Regions from separate parts of the Mus musculus genome. Here region 2 is linked to region 1. Evidence: chromatin loops called from intact Hi-C (ENCODE). Cell type or tissue: heart. All regions are shown on one strand. Each heading gives the region's core, and the rest is flanking DNA. Links, peaks and the distances in the headings are about the cores only. Region 1 overlaps Senp7 (SUMO1/sentrin specific peptidase 7). Region 2 holds the start of Pcnp (PEST proteolytic signal containing nuclear protein).

Region 1 (8,774 bases), core at 201-8,200:
CTGGTTTGAGACCTCTGGCTTCTGCTACACTATCAATACTGGATCCTCACCAGGACTCTTCTTGGATATCCTGTTGTTGCCCTGTGTCCTGGAGATCCTGCAGTTTCAGATATGTAGGACTAGGCCTTTTCATGCACCCAGTAGTTCTTGGATGGGGTAGATGTTGGGTGGGCCAACTCATAGCTCTGGATCTGGGCCTAGGAGGAGTTGAGTTGGTTAGCCTGCCAGCTCTCCTGCACAGCACCACCAGGGTAAGCTCTCCAGCACTGCTCCAGGTAGCTCATCCAGTGCTGCAGCTAGCAAGGGGCAGGGTCAGCTCTCCTCTTATACCCTCAGGTCTGATGTCTTAGGGTTTAATTGCTGTGAAGAGACACCATGACCAGGACAACTCTTTTTTTTTTTTTTTCCATTTTCTTTTTTCTTCTTCTTGGTTTTCTGCGACAGGGTTTCTCTGTGTAGCCCTGGCTGTCCTGGAACTCACTTTGTAGACCAGGCTGGCCTTGAATTCAGAAATTCGCCTACCTCTGCCTCCCAAATGCTGGAATTACAGGACAACCCTTATAAAGGCAAACATTTAATTTTGGCTGGCTTACGGTTTCAGAGATAAAGTCCATTATCATCATGGCAGAAAGTATGGCAGCCTGCAGGCAGACATGGTGCTGGAGAAGGAGCTGAGGGTTCTACATCTTGGTCTGAAAGCAGCCAGAAGACTCTCTTCAGCAAGCTGCTGGGAGGTGGCTCTCTTCTGCATGGCCTCTGGTGGTAACAGGGGCAGGGGACATCGACACAGACCCTGGCTGTGATAGGACCATGGACCCAGCCATGGCAACAGCATGGGCCCAGATGTCCCAGTGGCCTTAGGTGGCAGTGCAGGCCACTCAGCACAGACCACAGACATGTGCTTGGCTTTTGGTGGTAACGCCAGGCACAGGTTTCAACACAGACCTCTCATGCAGCAGACCCAGACACGGTCCTTTCCTAGAACCTCTCCATGGCCTCCTCATATCCGCCTGTTCCTTACCACCATCAAGTCCCCAGTTTCATCTTTATCTATAGTATATGAACCTCTCTGCTTCATTCTCTCCCATCTTCCCACTGTGTACACCAGCTTTCCCAATTTTTCCATCACATATTTGCCCATAATAATGTGGCACTTGGAGCAAGCTCTTGCATGTCTTTCTTCTGGCTGGGGTGGCCACTTGGGTGTTTTTCTTCTGGCTGTTCCAGGATGGCCTGGCTTGAGTGGGCATTTGGGTGAATTTCTTCCACCCTCCTCAGGCCATAGGGACCAGGGTGGGCATCTTTCTTTGGGCTACCCCAGGCCAGTGGGAATCAAATGGGCTGACTTCTAGATTTATTTATTTATTTGTTTATTTATTTTTTTGTAGTGGTGGTCCCTGAGAGCTCTAGGGGTACTGGGTGGTTCATATTGTTATTCCTCCTATGGGGCTGCAAACCTCTTCAGTTCCTTGGGTCCTTTCTGGAGGACCAATGGGGACCCTGTGCTCAGTCCAGTGGTTGGCTGAGAGCATCTGCCTCTGGATTTGTCAGGTACTGGTAGAGCCTCTCAGGAGACAGCTATATCAGGCTCCTGTCAGCAAGCACTTGTTGGCATCCACAATAGTGTCTGGGTTTGGTGGTTGTATATGGGATGGCTCCCCAGGTGGGGCAGTCTCTGGATGGCCTTTCCTTCAGTCTCTGCTCCATACTTTGTCTCTGTATCTCCTCCCATGGGTATTTTTGTTCCCTCTTCTAAGAAGGATCAAAGCATCCATACTTTGGTCCTCCTTCTTCTAGAGCTTCTGTGGTCTGTGAATTGTGACTTCTAGATTTTTAAACATTCATCTGCTAAATACTAGTCAAATGTATTTTCATCTTTAAGTCTGTAGAATTTAGAGCTTTCATTTCAGTGACAATTTGTTCTGGTCTTCATGTCCCCAGCTCCCCAACTGTCTTCTTCAAGCTTATATTTTTCACTGTAAATATTATACTTAAAGTTACCCTTTTAAAGGTGTATAACAAATTTCTTAACATTTTTAACAAGTGTTATCTTTAAAATTTTTTTTTATTTCTTACAAGCTTCTGAAATCTTCATATCTAATTTATGATGCATCAAAGATAATTTATGTATTAGGTTTCTGTTCTACTCCTTTCTGTTTTTGTGACAATATTTTGGCAAAAAGCTACTTATAGGAAAATGTTTTACTTTAGCTCATAATTCCAGGTTATAATCTGTCACTGTGGGTAAGTCACAATGACAGGAGCTTGAAGCAGCTTATTACACTGTATCCACAGCCAAGACCAGAGAGAAGTAAATGCATGTATGTTCATATGTGTATGTTCATGCGTGTATGTTCATACGTGTATGTTCATGCGTGCTTGCTTGTGTTCAGAAACAGAAGCATGTTCATGCATAGCTCAGGATTTCCTGCCCGTGTGTCAGTGCCTAAAGCAGTGAATGGAGTTAAGACCATCCGCCACAGACATGCTTCCAGGCTAACCCAGAGTAGACTGTTCTCCACTGAGACACTGTTCCCACGGGATTCTAGCTTATGTCAGGTTCATAGTTAAAGCTAGCTAGCACAGTCTTTAAAAAAAATTCCCTTCTTTAAAAAAAAAATGTCAATGGTGGGCTTGAGAGGAGGTTCAGTGTTTAGACAGCAGCTTCTCTTGTAGAGCGCCTGGGTTCTGTTCCTAGCACCCACATGATGGCTCACAGCCATCTGTAACTCCAGTTTCTAGGGGTCAGATGCCCTCTCCTGACCTTTGTGAACACTGGGCACTCAACTGGCACACATACATACATGCAGGCAGAACGTTCAGACGCATAAAATTAAAAAAAATAGCTAAAAAATAATCTAAAAGATTTTCAGTATTATTCAGACAGTAGATTGAATATATAATTAGAGATTTAAGAAATGCATTTATTATATTATTTTATGTGTTTTTTCCCCTACTCTAGTAGAGTGAAAGCATCTTGCTTAAGGAAAGGTTTTGTGCCATATTTATCTTTATATTCACTCTTAACTTAATGCATTTGAATTTTATACAACTAGGTTAATGTCTATGACATTGAACCTTGAGCTTAATTTTTCTGAACTGTAAAAAGTCAATTAATTTTGGAAATACTACTTTACAAAAATGTTTACATTGTCATTGAAAAATTTCCATCCTATCTTTATACACATGGAACTTTTGCCTGTATATATATATGTCTGTACTCCATGTGCGGTGTCCTTGCAGCTGAGAAGAGAGTGTTGGATTCCCTGGAACAGGAATTACAGTTGGTTGTGAGCTGCTATGTGGATACTAGGAATCAAACCCTGTTCTTCTGGAAGAACATCTCCCAGCCTCATTGAATTGTCTTTTAAATATCACGTGAAAATTTTTCTGCATATAAAAATCATATAGGGCTGGTGAGATGGCGGTTAATAACACTGGCTGTTCTTCTAGATTTCCGAAGTTCAATTTCCAGCAACCACATGATGCCTCACCATTTATAAAGGGATCTGTTGCCCCCTTCTGGCATGTAGGTGTACATGCAGACAGAGCACTCCTACATTTAAATAAATATATAAATTAAAAAATATGTGAAATAAACAAGTGTTCTAATGTAAGCATGTTTTGTTGAAATTTATGATGATGTTTTCCTATAGGATATAAATTACAGTGGGCTAGATTCATGTAATTAAGGAAATAGTTCTTGTGAGAGGTGTAGGAAGCTATCTGTTGTAATCTGCGCTTTTCAGGCTTTACTCCAAAGAGGAATAATAAGTGTAAGTATGACATTTTTGCTTCTTTCCAGGATCTCTTCAGTGAAAACTCTCTCTTCAAGTTCCTTAAAATTTGTTGTGAAGTTTCTGGGTAGCTTTGATGTGTTCTCTGAAAATCAGTTCTTCTGTTGTCAAATGTCTTTAGTTCTTATATTTGGAATAAACATAAATGTAGCTAGATCTGAATTCAGCTTTCATCCGTATTGCTGACACACTGAGTTACCCTGGCAAGTTCGTTGTATCTTTTAAACAGGGATAAGAATATATGTCTCTTTGGATTGATGTGTAGATTTAAGTAAAAACCATAATCCAGTGCTTGATAATAAATAGTAACATTTTTTTCTTATTGCTGGTAATAAAACAAATTCTGTTAAATATTATTGCTGTAGTTGATGCTTCTGAAGGTGTCTGTCCTGGAATACGAGAATGACCTGAGACCACTGTTGCCAACAGCACTGTGGCAAAGCGTTTGTCAGAGTTTGGTCAGCCTCACCGTTAGTTTAAGGAGTTCAGAGCTCCTCCGAGGAAACAGTAGTTCTCTCTTTTCTTAAAATGGGTCATTTTGAAAGGAGAATTCAGAATAGTTAGTGGAAATATGTAGACTCATAACTCTACCATCACTTTAGTAGATACATCACAATATAACTGAAATATAAGATGAACACAGAATAGATTTGACATCTGTTGTAACCATCCTTACCCACTTCAAAAGCAGAATGGATATATAGAAATTATTTAGAGCTTCTCAGAGACAGACTGTCTGTTAATTATTGCTATTATTATTATTCTGTTATTTCAAAGAATGTGGTAACATGCCAATCCTTATTATACATAACACCAAGTACAAACTCTGACAGTAGATCAATGCGGCTTGTAACCATAGAAACTTGTTTCCTCTGAAAAACTTTACACTTATGCACTTAATACGAGCAAATATTATGTGAAGAATAAAAATCTCTGTGTTAGCCTTATTCTACCAAGAGATGTTACTACTCCCTGTTACAGATAATCAGAATAGAATTATTTGGGAAGGAAAGTTTTAATTTACATCAGAAATCAAGAGTTGATAGAAAATACCAGTGTTGAATAGAAAATTTAAATTACTTACTTCAGGTAGAATATTTGCTTATTCAACATGGCAATTTTCATTATCTTAACATATAAACCTTAATTATTATACTTTAATCATGAAATAATTTTAAACTAAGGCCTATTTTAGATACTCATTGTTCTTTCCTTTTAATTGTTTTAATTTTTTTTGATAATTTCATATGTGAGTACTGTATTTACAACAATTCTGTGCCCATCCCCATCTCTTTTTCCCCATTTCCTCTCATATTCATGACCTCTTCCTCTTTAATTATTGTTTCATTTATATACATGTATATACAGACATGTATATATAAAAGCAACTTGCTGAGTCCATTAGCGTTTCTTTTATGTTATATGTTTAGGGCTGGTGATATGGGATTGCGTAACTGGCTGGAGCTCATCCCTGGAAAATGCTAAACCTTTCTCTCAGCAGCCATTTCTTGTAGCTTGGCTAGGAAAGGACTGTGTGAGATTTTCCCTATCCACCTTAGCATTGGGCAGCCATATTGCTGAGATTTCACAGGTGCCCCTTACACAGCCTTTCTTTGCCCTCTTGTGTGATGTTCCTTGAGCCTTAGGTGTAGGTTGTGATGTAGATTCATCACTCCTTGCTTTGTTCTCTGTTATTTCCAACAGTTTTGCCTTTCTGTAATGGACTCTTACCTGCTGCAAAAAGATTTACATTTATGTGTGGGTATTAGGATAAATTCTTAGAATGCAGTTAGAATTTATTCTGGTTTAGGAAAGTGGTAAGAGCAGATTCTCCTCCAGGGTCCATCACCTCAGCAGTCCCAGGCCATTTTTTAGGTTTATAGTAGTGGGTGTGAATTTCCTCCTATTGAGTGAATCTTAAGCCTAGTGAAGTGGCTGTTGTTTACTCTCAAGATATGAGTGCCACTATTGCACCTTCGGGGAAATCATGCCACGTGGTCATTGTGGTTCGCAGGTCTTACATCTGGGTAGGACGACTGCTTTTCTCCTTTGGCAGTTTGCAGCACCTTCTGATACTGTGAGAAGTGGTTTTCAAGGAGGAGGCTTCCAGGTCCTATCCAGCTGGATTTCTCCAGTCGTGTGTCTCAAGTGTGCTGTGTCTTTAGCAACAGGATCTTCCCTTCAACTTCTGGAAGGCAGCCAAGGGCAGTTGACAATAGTCTGTATTGTTTTGGGAGTCTCTTGGTTCTGGCACAGCTGACTTTGTATTGCTTATGTTTTTGGGGATGGAATTTTGTAGTGATGCCATCACCTTTTCTTTGATAGGTGATGGCATTTCTTTGATAGAAAAGGTATTTTATAACCAGAGTTCATTGCTAATTATTGGTCTAAACAGGTTTAATTCTCCATGAGTCAGTTTTGCGAGTTGGTATATGTTTAGGAATTTATAATTTTTTTCCCCAGAGTTTTCTGGTTTGGGGCATATAAATTATAATATTCTCATGATACTTTTCATTTTAGACTTCTCTGTTGTAATATCTTCATTTTTCTAATTTTCAACTGTTTTAGTTTTTCTAAGGGTCTTAAAATTGTCTACTACCTTTTCAAATAACCAACTTTTAGTTTTGTTCATCTTTTGAACTGTTTTCCTCGATTGTGTTTCTGTTGAAATCTTTACTGTTTTTTCTTCTGTTATTACTCTCCTTTTTTGCTAACATTAAATCATTTACTTAGTGATTTTTAATAATTGTTAACTACTAGCATATAAAATAACCTTTCTTTTGACATGTTTTTAAAGATTAATTTAAATTGTGTGTGTGTGTGCGCGCGCGCGCGCGCCTGTGTGCACATACATGTGTATAAAGGGAGTGCTGGTGCCCTTGGAGGCCAGAGGTGGTGTGCTGGAGTTACAGGTGGTTGTGAGCTGCCCAACTCTAATTAACTCTGGTGCTCTGGAGGAATTGAACTCTGATCCTCTGCAAGAGCAAGCTTGTCCCCTTTAACCACTGAGGCACTTCTCCAGCTTTTACTGGGATGTTTTATACATGCATATCATTATACTTTGATCAGTTTTGCTCCTGCCTACCCTGGTCTCTTCTCTTTTGCCGGTCTGCTGCTTCTTTCAGATAGCTCTACTGCTTTCATGTCACATGTATTTTTTACACTTTTGTTCCTGCAGTACCCCTCGCCTCTATACTGGACCCACTGTCTATATTTGAATTTAAGTCCAGACCCACTGTCTATATCTGAATTTAAGTCCAGATTCTTCATCTGAGAGAAAGCATACACTCTTCATCTCTCTGTGTCTGGCTTATATCACTTAACACTTTCCTGCAATGTTAGAATTTTTATTATTTCTCACAGCTGACTGAAATTCTATTGTGTTTATTTATAACATTCTCTTCATGCATTATTCTACCACTGGTGTTTCAGGTGTGTTCCTAACCACATAACCACGCCTCCAGCCTCTCTTTCAGGTCTACCACCTATAGGACTATGCTAGCTTCAGGCAGGGAATATTTGCATTCAAAACTCAAGTTCATGTTTTAAATTTCTGCTGCAATAGTTTTTTTTTCTGTTTCATTACTTTTTTACTTCATTTCAAATTTTAAAGTTTTGTTTATAGTGTCTAGTAGTATTTTGCTGAGAACTTAATAAAAAAAATCCAACAAAACACCATATAGTGTTACTTATATGGTTTTAGTCTTAAAGGTCTTGAAATCGCTTGAGAATGAACTGACTTAGTCAAAAGCTTTTTGTAAGTCAAATTGTCTTATTTTAAGTATTTGAGATTTTAGTTTCTAATTTATAAGTAAAACACTTAATTAACGTAAATTTAATGGGCTCAGTAGTGTAATCATAGCAGTGACTGATCCTTTTTCTGCGACACTACATTGGTAATATTTGGTTACTCTAGCTTTTAAGTTTACAATTCATTCCTTATATTCTGATCACTTGTCCTAGGTTATTCTTACTCATTTTTGGTGTCACTGTCACTTATCTGAGTTACCTCAGTTGTGAATCCCTTGCATTTTAACTTTGAAACTGCTCAAGATATGCCTTCAGGAATAGAGAATAGTATTATATTACACTTTCTGAGATTTAACTAATATATTCCGTGTGTGTGTGTGTGTGTGTGTGTTGTGTGTGCAGGTGTATCAAATTTGCTCATGTTTTAAAAGGAAGTATTGCAGAAAGTCAAGATGGTATTTTTTACCCTGTCTTTTAAGTAATCTATTGTTCACATAGGTTTGAACTCTTCCAGGCTAAAGTTTTTATATTCTCTTTCATATGTATTTTCTTTTGTATTTAAAAAAATGTTAAAAGTTTTATTCTTAAGGTTCTGTAAGGCAAAGGGCAAAACAGCAACCAACAGATTGGGAAAAGATCTTTACCAATCCTATATCCAATAGAGGGCTAATATCCAATATATACAAAGAACTCAAGAAATTAGACTTCAGAGAATCAAATAACCCTATCAAAAAATGGGGAACAGAGCTAAACAGAAAATTCTCAACTGAGGAAACTCGAATGGCCGAGAAGCACCTAAAGAAGTGTTCAACATCCTTAGTCATCAGGGAAATGCAAATCAAAATGACCCTGAGATTCTACCTCACACCAGTCAGAATGGCTAAGATCAAGAACTCAGGTGACAGCAGATGCTGGCTAGGATGTGGAGAAAGAGGAACACTACTCCATTGCTGGTGGAATTGCAAGCTGGTACAACCACTCTGGAAATCAGTCTGGCGGTTCCTCAGAAAATTGGACATAGTACTACCCAAGGACCTAGCTATACTACTCCTGGGCATGTACCCAGAAGATGCTCCAACATGTAATAAGGACACATGCTCCACTATGCTCATAGCAGCCTTATTTATAATAGCCAGAAGCTGGAAACAACCCAGATGTCCCTCAACAGAGGAATGGATTCAGAAAATGTGGTACATTTACACAATGGAGTACTACTCAGCTATTAAA
Region 2 (8,774 bases), core at 1-8,000, 100 kb before region 1:
CTAGTCATTTTGTCTTCATGTAACCCTCTTAGCAATTATGTAGCAAAATACACAAAGCATTTTAAGAAAAAAGCAAATAAAGCAATGAACTAAAATGGGAAAACAGCAGACAAATATATTACTGATTGTTAATAAACTATTTGTAATTCTAAATATGGGCCACTAGAAAATTCTTTCAAGAAAATTTGAGTGTTAAGACCTATCACTGAATATTAACACTTAATTCATAAGTACCAAATGTTCTTTAAACTCAAACTAATTGAGCATTTGGAACTTTTAATCAAGGATCTCTACTTTGGATTTATTGAGACATTTTGTTTGTTTGTGTTTTGTGGACTGAGTATCACTATGGAATCCTGGGAAGTCTGAACTTCACTATGTAAGGTAGCCCAGGAGGACCTCAAACCCCTACCTGGAACTCCCAAGGGATACTCCTGCTTCCACATCCCAACTGCTGGAATTCAGCACTATGCTTACTAAGACATTTTGTATTTTAGAACTGTGGGCGAAAAAATGTTGAATGACTGTTGACTAATACTGTGAATATCTTTAGTAGTATGAATTATAATGAATAAATGAACAAGCATTTGTGAATAAGAACATCCTTTGTTTTTTTAAAAAAATAATTTATTTTTATTTTCTATACAATGGTGTTTGCCTGAATGTATGTCTGTTTGGACATGTCAGATCTTGAAATTCCAGACAGCTGTGAGATGCCATATAGGTGCTGGGATTTGAACCCAGGTCCTCTGGAAGAGCATTTGCTGCTCTTAATCACTGGGCCATCTCTCCAGCCTCTGCCCTTTCAATTTGTAAGTCATCATTACACAAATTGTTAGCTTTTAGATAAAAAAATATTTTAGCAAAGCCTTCTGTTTATGTGTAAGTTAATATCAATTAAACCAAACCTACTACAATTATTCTCTTTCCCTGACTAGCTGAGATGGGACAACTCCACAAAGGTACCATTCCTGAGTCATGTGCATTCTGGTACCTTGTCTGGGGGAAAAGAAAAAACCAAAACAAAAAACCCCCCAAAACCAAGGACTGCAGTAGCTCTCTGACAGGACAGGTAGTCCATGAGTCCTGTTCTGACACAGGAAATATACACATCACTGAAGTGGCTCTTGGCGTAACCCTTGATAGCTTGAAATGGCTGTGATTACACATTAAGTTGCTTGTCTCTAAATCTAAGTTTCTACTTAAGTTAAAGAGCTACACAGGGGATCGTCTCCCTACTAAAATAGAGCACGGTCGTGAGGCCCAACCCTAGCATAAATGGGGCCTTGGGTTCAACCTCCAGGATCAATAACGAGGTTGAATGAGTAGGGAAACTACTCGTATTTCCAACACCGTGGGCTGTCTCACAGAAGAAAGGTTGCCAAGTCTAGACAAAGTTTTCCAAGAGAGCTGAACACTTGCCTGAAGCTTATCAATTCAATCCTACCTATGGGCGAAATGTTTCAGTTAAGAAACTCTGCATGACCCCTGTATGTCTGATATTAAAGTGAGCTTTACGAAATCAGGCAAATTATGAAGAAAAGGGCTGCTATTTTAAGTTACCAACATAAAATAATCAATGTAACCCCAACACTGTTAAGATGGAAATATTATTCACAGGACAGAATGTCCCTCAACTGAAAGGGTGGCAAGTACACTGCATACATACACACGAATTTCTTTAGACGTTTAAGGTACATTTTAGCAGTACCTTAAAACGATGTTCTCAGTCAAGGCAAAAGGACCTTAAGTTCAAGGCCACCCCAAGATACTTTAGGCTATAGTTTTTCCTCAAACTACTTTTAACATATAGAAGGTCTAAAGTAAGAACTAAAATCATTAGCTATTTTACTAGTTTATTTTTAAAAAAAAACAAAATGAGGAAGAGACCTGAGAAAGTGGCCGTGGCTTGTAATTCCAGTACTCAGGAAGCCAGAGCTAAATGAGCTCCTAGCTCAAACCGGGGGTGGGGTGGGGGCGGGGGTGTTCGGCAATTAACAAACTTGGTAGACCCTACTTTTGGCCTTTATGCGATACTGAACCTATATGTTCTCACATTTAAGTATTTCAAGGATAAGCCCGAAGAAAGCCAGAACAGTGAAAGGCTAAAACATTCTAAGCATGTGCTAATTATCCTTCCGACAAAAGGGCGTAGGGGAAAAGAGACTACGCATTTCTTTTCCTTTATGTACACCATCAAAAATTACGGGGGTAGGAGGAACGAAAAGATAGCTATAATCTGAGTTTAATTTCGCGACAAATTACAGGAAGATCACACCTTCCTACCACGCCAACGAAATATCTGACATAGACTCCGCTGCTGGCAGCCTAAGAAAGATACCGGAAAGAAAGCGAATCAAACCCTAATTTCAAGCGTTTGCTGCTTGAGCCAGATTCCCCTCTCCCCTGCATCGCCTCGACTTATGCCATCGCAGGGTTTATAAATGTTATGTCTGAAAATACAGCAGAGAGTGGGCTGGGGTCTTCCACCTCCGCAGCGAAAAAGAGAGCATCAACCCTCGTTACGTGTAACCGAGAGGCCGGCGACCTCGGAAAGCCGGCATGCGGCCAGTGCCCGCGGCGGCTCGGCGCTCGTGCGGCGGCCTGAGTGCGCAGCGGGCCCTGAGCTCTCTGCTGTTCGGACTCCCGGGCCAAGCTCCCACCTCCCTTCGCACCGCCCGGTGGTAACCGGCGGCCTCTCTGATTAGGCGACGCGGACCTCGATCTCCCCCGCGGGCCACACCGGGCGTGCCCGGCACTCATCAGGGCCCAGCCCCTGGCCGGGCGAGCGCCAGCTCCGCCGGCTCCTGCGATGCCGGAAAGCCCCCCAACCCGCCCTGGGAACCCCAAAGAAAGGCCGGAGTAGCCCCCGTAGCCCGCGACGCTGGGGTTGTGTTCACCTCCGGCGGCTCCGGCTCGCTGCGGCTTCTCTGGCTTCTCCTCTCCCGCCTTCCCGTCCGCCATCTTCCTCGCCGCGGCCTCCCCCTGCAGCCCGGGCAAGAACGTCACGGCCCCGCCCAGCAACCACAAAGCTTCGGGCGGGCCAGCGAGGCCGCAGCCTAGAGAGGACCTGGAACCCGAGACGGGGACGGATGTGACGTCGTTGGCTGGAACGAGGTGTGTGGTGACGGCTATGGAGGACTGGGCGGTGGGATGGCACGTCCGGGTTAGTACGGACTCACCGATCGTGGAACGGTGGGTTCAATCCTAGGTGCTTCCACGCTCAGCGGTGGTCGCGGCTGGTCCTTCATTTTACGGGATAGGGCTGTGTTCTTACAGAGAAACGTCAGCAGTTAACGGACGCTGTCTTAGTGTTGACACCGTCCAGTGCGGTCCGGTGTGCAATTATCGTTTCCATTTGTGCAATGACACCGAAAAGAGACTTATGGAAGATCACGTCGTAGAGCCTTACGGAAATTGGGGCGGAAGAAATTTCCGCGGCTTTTGCATTCGTGAAAAATTCAGCGTGAGAGTTGTAGCAAGCAAGCAAACATTAAAAGCAGAAATAGGTATACGTGGAGGTCAAGGGCGCTTCCTGCTGTTTCAGAGGACAGTTCAATTCCCAGTTGGGTGGTCTACAGTTAACTGATAACTCCAGTTCCAGAAATCCGACTACTAAGAGTTCACACTCACTTGCATATATTCAAACACCTGTTTAAAAAAAAATACATAAAAAACAAACAAAATCCCCGGCTACACTCCGAAGGGCAGGAGCTGTCTTTCTTACGGAGAAGGGTAGTTTGCTCTACTGCAGTTTGGAGATGTCGGCTTTGTATCTACCCTATTCCACTCATCCCTTCTCTAATAACGTTTAAAATACGCCCCAGCCCAGCTTCAACGTTCGGAATTGCTTTGAATTAGAAGTTATTCACTTCTTGGTGTTTTTCAAGGAGTTTTCTTTACTCCTATAAAACTGTCTGGAGTAAAACTGTCTGCTGGTTAAATCGCCCTATTCTTTCAAGGTAAAAGTATCCGACAGAGTTTTATCATAAAAGCTAGTGCCAGTCTTGTCTCTTAACCTTCATGGACACAATGAACAGCACAAGAGTTGTCTTGTAGCGTTCCCTGCCTCTGTGCTAGCACCAGCACTTGTCTTATACTCAACAGTAAAATACAGGACTCGTCTCTTCCAGATTGGAAACACCTGTTAAGTCCTGCCTCTCCTAGAAACCTTTAGTAGATTCATTTAGTGTCAATGAAATCCATGCATCAAGTATGCTACAGCCTCATCTGTTTCTTACTTCTTTTTCTCTATACTCATTCCTCTGCCCAAATTTGGTCAATTCCTAGCCTGTAATATACACCCAGTATTAGAGAATATAGTTCATTCTGTCCTCCAAGCAACATTGAGTGTTGCTGTCCACAGACCTGCTTTTACTTCTCCATAAAATATCAGTGGACTGTTGGTTGTACCTCAGTTGGCCAAGTGATTGCCTAACGTGCAAAACCCATGGTGGGTTTCATCTCCAACACTGCATAATGAAGTGGTGGCACATATGTCTAATTCCAGTACTTGGGAAGTGGAGATAGGATCAGCCTGGGGTATGGGAGACCCTGTATCCAAATAAATGCTAGTACCCCTTCAACAGGTGATCATGGGATAAAGGTATCATCCTTAGCTACACAGCCATTTCAGTACCTGCCTGAGCTCCATGAGGGCCTACCCCCAAACTAAAACAACAGAACAGAGAAACATGGATGTTGGTAACAGTGGCTATACTGAATCATCCGGTTATCTCAAGATCAGAGTTTGGATCCCTAGTATTCACATAAAGCTGGGGTGCCAGTCATCCTAGTGCCAGAGAGGGAGAGGCTGAGACAGGAGGTCCCCTGGGGTTTGCTGGCCAGCCAGTCCAGCCAAGTCGGCCACCTCCAGGTTGTATCAAAAGTTAAAGTGGCACCAGGGATGGTGGCCATGCCTTTAATCTCACTCAGGTGGATCTTAAAGGCAGCTTAGTCTACATAGTGAAAACACAACTCAAGATAACTAAGACAGTCCAACGACACATGTGTGCATACCCACATGTACACACACATCAGCATATAGGCACAAAAAATTAAAACTAAAAAGCAGCCACATTTCATAGCACCTTGTATTGGTGGTTACCTACACGAAAGCTGTTCGGTATCTGTGAATGAATAACTCAGGCTTCAAGTAGAGATGGGGAGCACTTACCCATTCAGTTCACTGTTTAGCACATAATTATATGTAAGTGACCAGGAAACTGTCGTATAGTAGTATTTAACTCCTGCTTGGTTCACCATGTCTCCTATATGGCTTTAGAGGATAGTATTTACGATTCTCACATTTCTTGTGCCATTAATACCAGCACTTGGGAGGCAGAGGTATGTGGGTGTCAGTGAGCTCAAAGCCAAAGATATACCACAGACCCTTTCTCGGGGAGGGGATATTATGTATCACTCTAGATTGCTGTTTCCTCATGTAAACTTGGCGGCCTCCAATGTGCTGTTAAGCTGAGACCTCGATTCCCAGCAAAGACCCCAAAACCCAAACCATGTGGCTGGGAACAGAAACATGGCTGGGCCATCAGAAACCAGGTTCAGTTCCCATAAACCATGTTGGACATCTTACAACTTACTTGTAACTATAGCAAGGGATATGATGTTTCCTTCTGGTCTCATGGGTACTCACATACACAATACATTCACACAAGCAAGTACACATTAAAGTAAATAAAAACAGGGCCGGAGAGATGGCTCAGCAGTTAAGAACACTAACCGCTCTTCCAGAGTTCAATTCTCAGCAACCATATGGTGACTCACAACCATCTGTAATAGATATCCAATGCCGCCTTGTGGTGTGTCTGAAGACAGTGTCAGTATACACACATACATGAAATAAATAAATCTTTAAAAGGAAAGTAAAAAATAGTAAAAATATAGCTGTCTTAGGAGGGTTTTTATTACTGTGAGGTGACACCATGACCACAGCAACTCTTATAAAGGACAACATTTAATTAGGGCTGGCTGACAGTTCCAAAGTGTTAGCCTGTTACTGTCATGGCAGGAAGGATGTTGGCAGGTACAGTGCTGGGGAAGGGGCTGAGAGTTCTCCATCTGGATCCACAAATAGACTGACTGCCTGCCGCATTTGCATGGCCTGAGATCTGAAACTTCAAAGCCAACCTCCTAGAAGTGATGCACTTCCTCTAAGGGAAGGAAGCCATAACTATTCCAACAAGGCCATACCTAACAGTGCCAATCCCCAAGGACCTATCTGTGGGCATCACTTTATTCAAACAACAATAACTTCTAAGACGTATTTAAAAACCATGTGGCTGAAGAAACAGTATTTCCTAGAAATGCTATCCATACAATAAGTACTATGTATTAACCAGGTATTAATGTCAGCTTTTGTATTCATGTGTGTATATGCCTGCATGAGCTGTGTTTACCACATTTCATACAGGTGCCCTTAGAGTCCAGAGTGTGTCAGACCCACCAGAACTAGAGTTACAGGGGTTGCAAGCCACCCAAAGTGGTGCTGGGAACTGAATTTAAGTTCTCTACAAGAGTCCACTGAGACATCATTCTGGTCCAGACACATTTTCTGTCCTAAAAAATTGCTTTTATTTACTCCAAACTCAATTTTCATAGTATTAGGATTTCCCCTAACATGCTAGGGAAAACCAGTTTTTGGACAATCAAGATTATGTAATGCAATATACCTTAACTTAGTGCCTGGAACACAACCAATGTTATATACAGGCTTTAATTTCATAATTAGAGCTTCAAATTTTAAAAGCTTTAATCTATTTCCTCATGAAAGAACAGTTTCTAACATGGATAAATAAAGAGTATGTATAATGGAGCCAGTCATGGTGATTCAGGCCTGTACTCCCATCATTTGGGAAGTGGAAGTGGAGAATTAGGGTTGAACCTGGCATAGGCTACTGGAGACGTGCCTTCCCTCCCCCAAAACAAAACTCACAAAACAACCCAAATCAACCCTCAAACCAAAATGGACAATAAAGTCTGATATTCAAAGAATCGATTAAAAATAAATAATATTAACTTTTATTGTGTTCAATTCTAGATTAATTATAAACTTGATTGTTTTTACAACAAATAAAACATACTTTCAAAGTTTTGCTGATACATACGTCTAGTCTGGCCTTGATGGAGGACAAGGCTACATGGAAATCCTGTTGCAAAAAAGCAAAGAAGAAGAAAAAATAGGCAAACCTCTACTGTTAGTCTAGAGAGACTGACTTTAAGAGATAATTCCATTTAGGAATAACTACATTCTTGTCACCATACTTTCAGCCTGTTTTCTTCTTTCACCATACTTTCTCACTTAGGTCACCTTTTCCACGTGCGCACATTTAAGGAGCCTTTTCGAAATGAATTTAAAGTCTTTGTCTTCTTCAGTTTCCTAACAAGTTCCTGAGATTGCTCAGAAACCTCTAAATAACCAGTATGCTTTCTCCTGGGAACAAACTTGAGAGCCTCTTCCCAGTTACCAGTGTTTTTCAGGCAGAGCAAAATTCGGATCATCTGATCTAAGGTGAGATTTTTGTTACCAATTTCCCATTGTAAATATTTATCTAGTGGAAGGCACTCTGTTGCTATGTTTAACCGTTTGGCCTTGGCTAAGGATGTTCCTGTCTGTGTATTTTTATCAACAAATGATCCAATTATATAAATTTTATCATGCTTGAAGGTAGTCATAACATTGGGAGAATCTGCAGTTAAATATATAATACTGTCCTTTGGAAATAAATCAACAGGAGACTTTTCTGTTGCTGTTAAGAGCAATTTGTCCCATTTTTCTCTATAACGTTTAACTAATTCTCTATGATAAGCACTATCTATTTTAAGATTGCAGAAATAAATGTGGAAAGGATCAACATTTCTTCTGTTCCATCCTTCACTTTCTAAAAGTTGAGAAACAGTATTCTGCAGTTCACTTGGTTTCATGTAATTATCATAGGCCATGTCAAAAACCAAAGGCTGTCCAAACTGCATAGCCTGGACACCCTTCCAACCCAGTGCAATGTTGATCTGTCGATCCCATAGTCGAAGAAACATGAAGTCTTGCTGTTGTTCTTCTGCGGTGGTCTCTAGCAACCTGGCCCTTTTTGCTTCTTCCCTGGCCTCCGCTTTCATCTCCTTCTTTACCTGCTTAGCTTTTTTCGCCTTTTCCTTCCCATACAGATACCGTAAGTATTTCTTCTTGGCTGATTTAGAGGCACATTCCATAAGGGTTTTGAGATCTTCTTCAGTAATATGTTCTGGTACTTCTTTGCCAAGCAATCTCCACATCTCAATTAGTTCTCTGGTTGAGGCGAGGGAATCTTCATCTTTGTCTGAGACCTCTGAAACACCATCTTCTTGAATGCTCGACTTCATTGTAGCTTTCCACCCATCCAATTCTAGCTGCTCAGGAGGGGATGCACTGTCCTTATTATGACAAGACAAAGAAGGTGCTTTGGAGGACATGTATCTCTGCAGAACTCCTGAATATAAATGACTTCTCTTCCTATGAAAGGTATATGGCACCAGACATCTGGCAAAAGGTCTTAAGAAACGGACAGTCACATTCATTTTGAAGAAATGTGAGGAACCCTGTAAAAGAAGAAAAAATTAAGTTGAAGATTTAAAATTTTTTTAACTATGAAACTGGTCACCCCGCCCTGCCCTCTGGCAGACTGGATATGAGAGCTACTAATGAATGATTGGTGAGGTATAGGCCTCAGCTCAGCAGGAGCAGAAGCCTTTATGAAAACTGGGTCTGCCATAATTGGGGATAT

The links. A loop is a pair of places that touch in the nucleus more often than their neighbours do. Peaks named below come from ENCODE experiments on the same cell type or tissue, not always from the same donor. Only the 100,000 strongest peaks of a DNase experiment are listed, where the experiment ranks them.
Region 2: it touches region 1 in a loop (2.7-fold over the local background); 1 of 42 quality-filtered maps calls a loop at or near these places.

Annotation. Positions count from the first base shown.
Region 1 is chr16:56,128,362-56,137,135 of GRCm38, forward strand. All of the region lies in intron 6 of Senp7 (SUMO1/sentrin specific peptidase 7), which reads left to right. Among named protein-coding and RNA genes, the nearest start is that of Senp7, 57 kb to the left of the region's middle. In heart, for the core only: a CTCF peak has its summit at 3,541 (motif pointing left); no DNase peak of the experiment used is centred there.
Region 2 is chr16:56,026,703-56,035,476 of GRCm38, forward strand. Pcnp (PEST proteolytic signal containing nuclear protein) reads right to left here and starts at 3,015. Exons shown (of 5, transcript NM_001024622.2): 1 at 2,901-3,015. The coding sequence starts at 2,964. It overlaps Trmt10c (tRNA methyltransferase 10C, mitochondrial RNase P subunit), which reads right to left. Exons shown (of 2, transcript NM_029092.4): 2 at 7,018-8,589. The coding sequence starts at 8,568. The coding sequence ends at 7,324. In heart, for the core only: no CTCF peak of the experiment used is centred there; a DNase peak (open chromatin) is centred at 3,049; H3K4me3 peaks cover 3,265 bases; H3K27ac peaks cover 2,271 bases.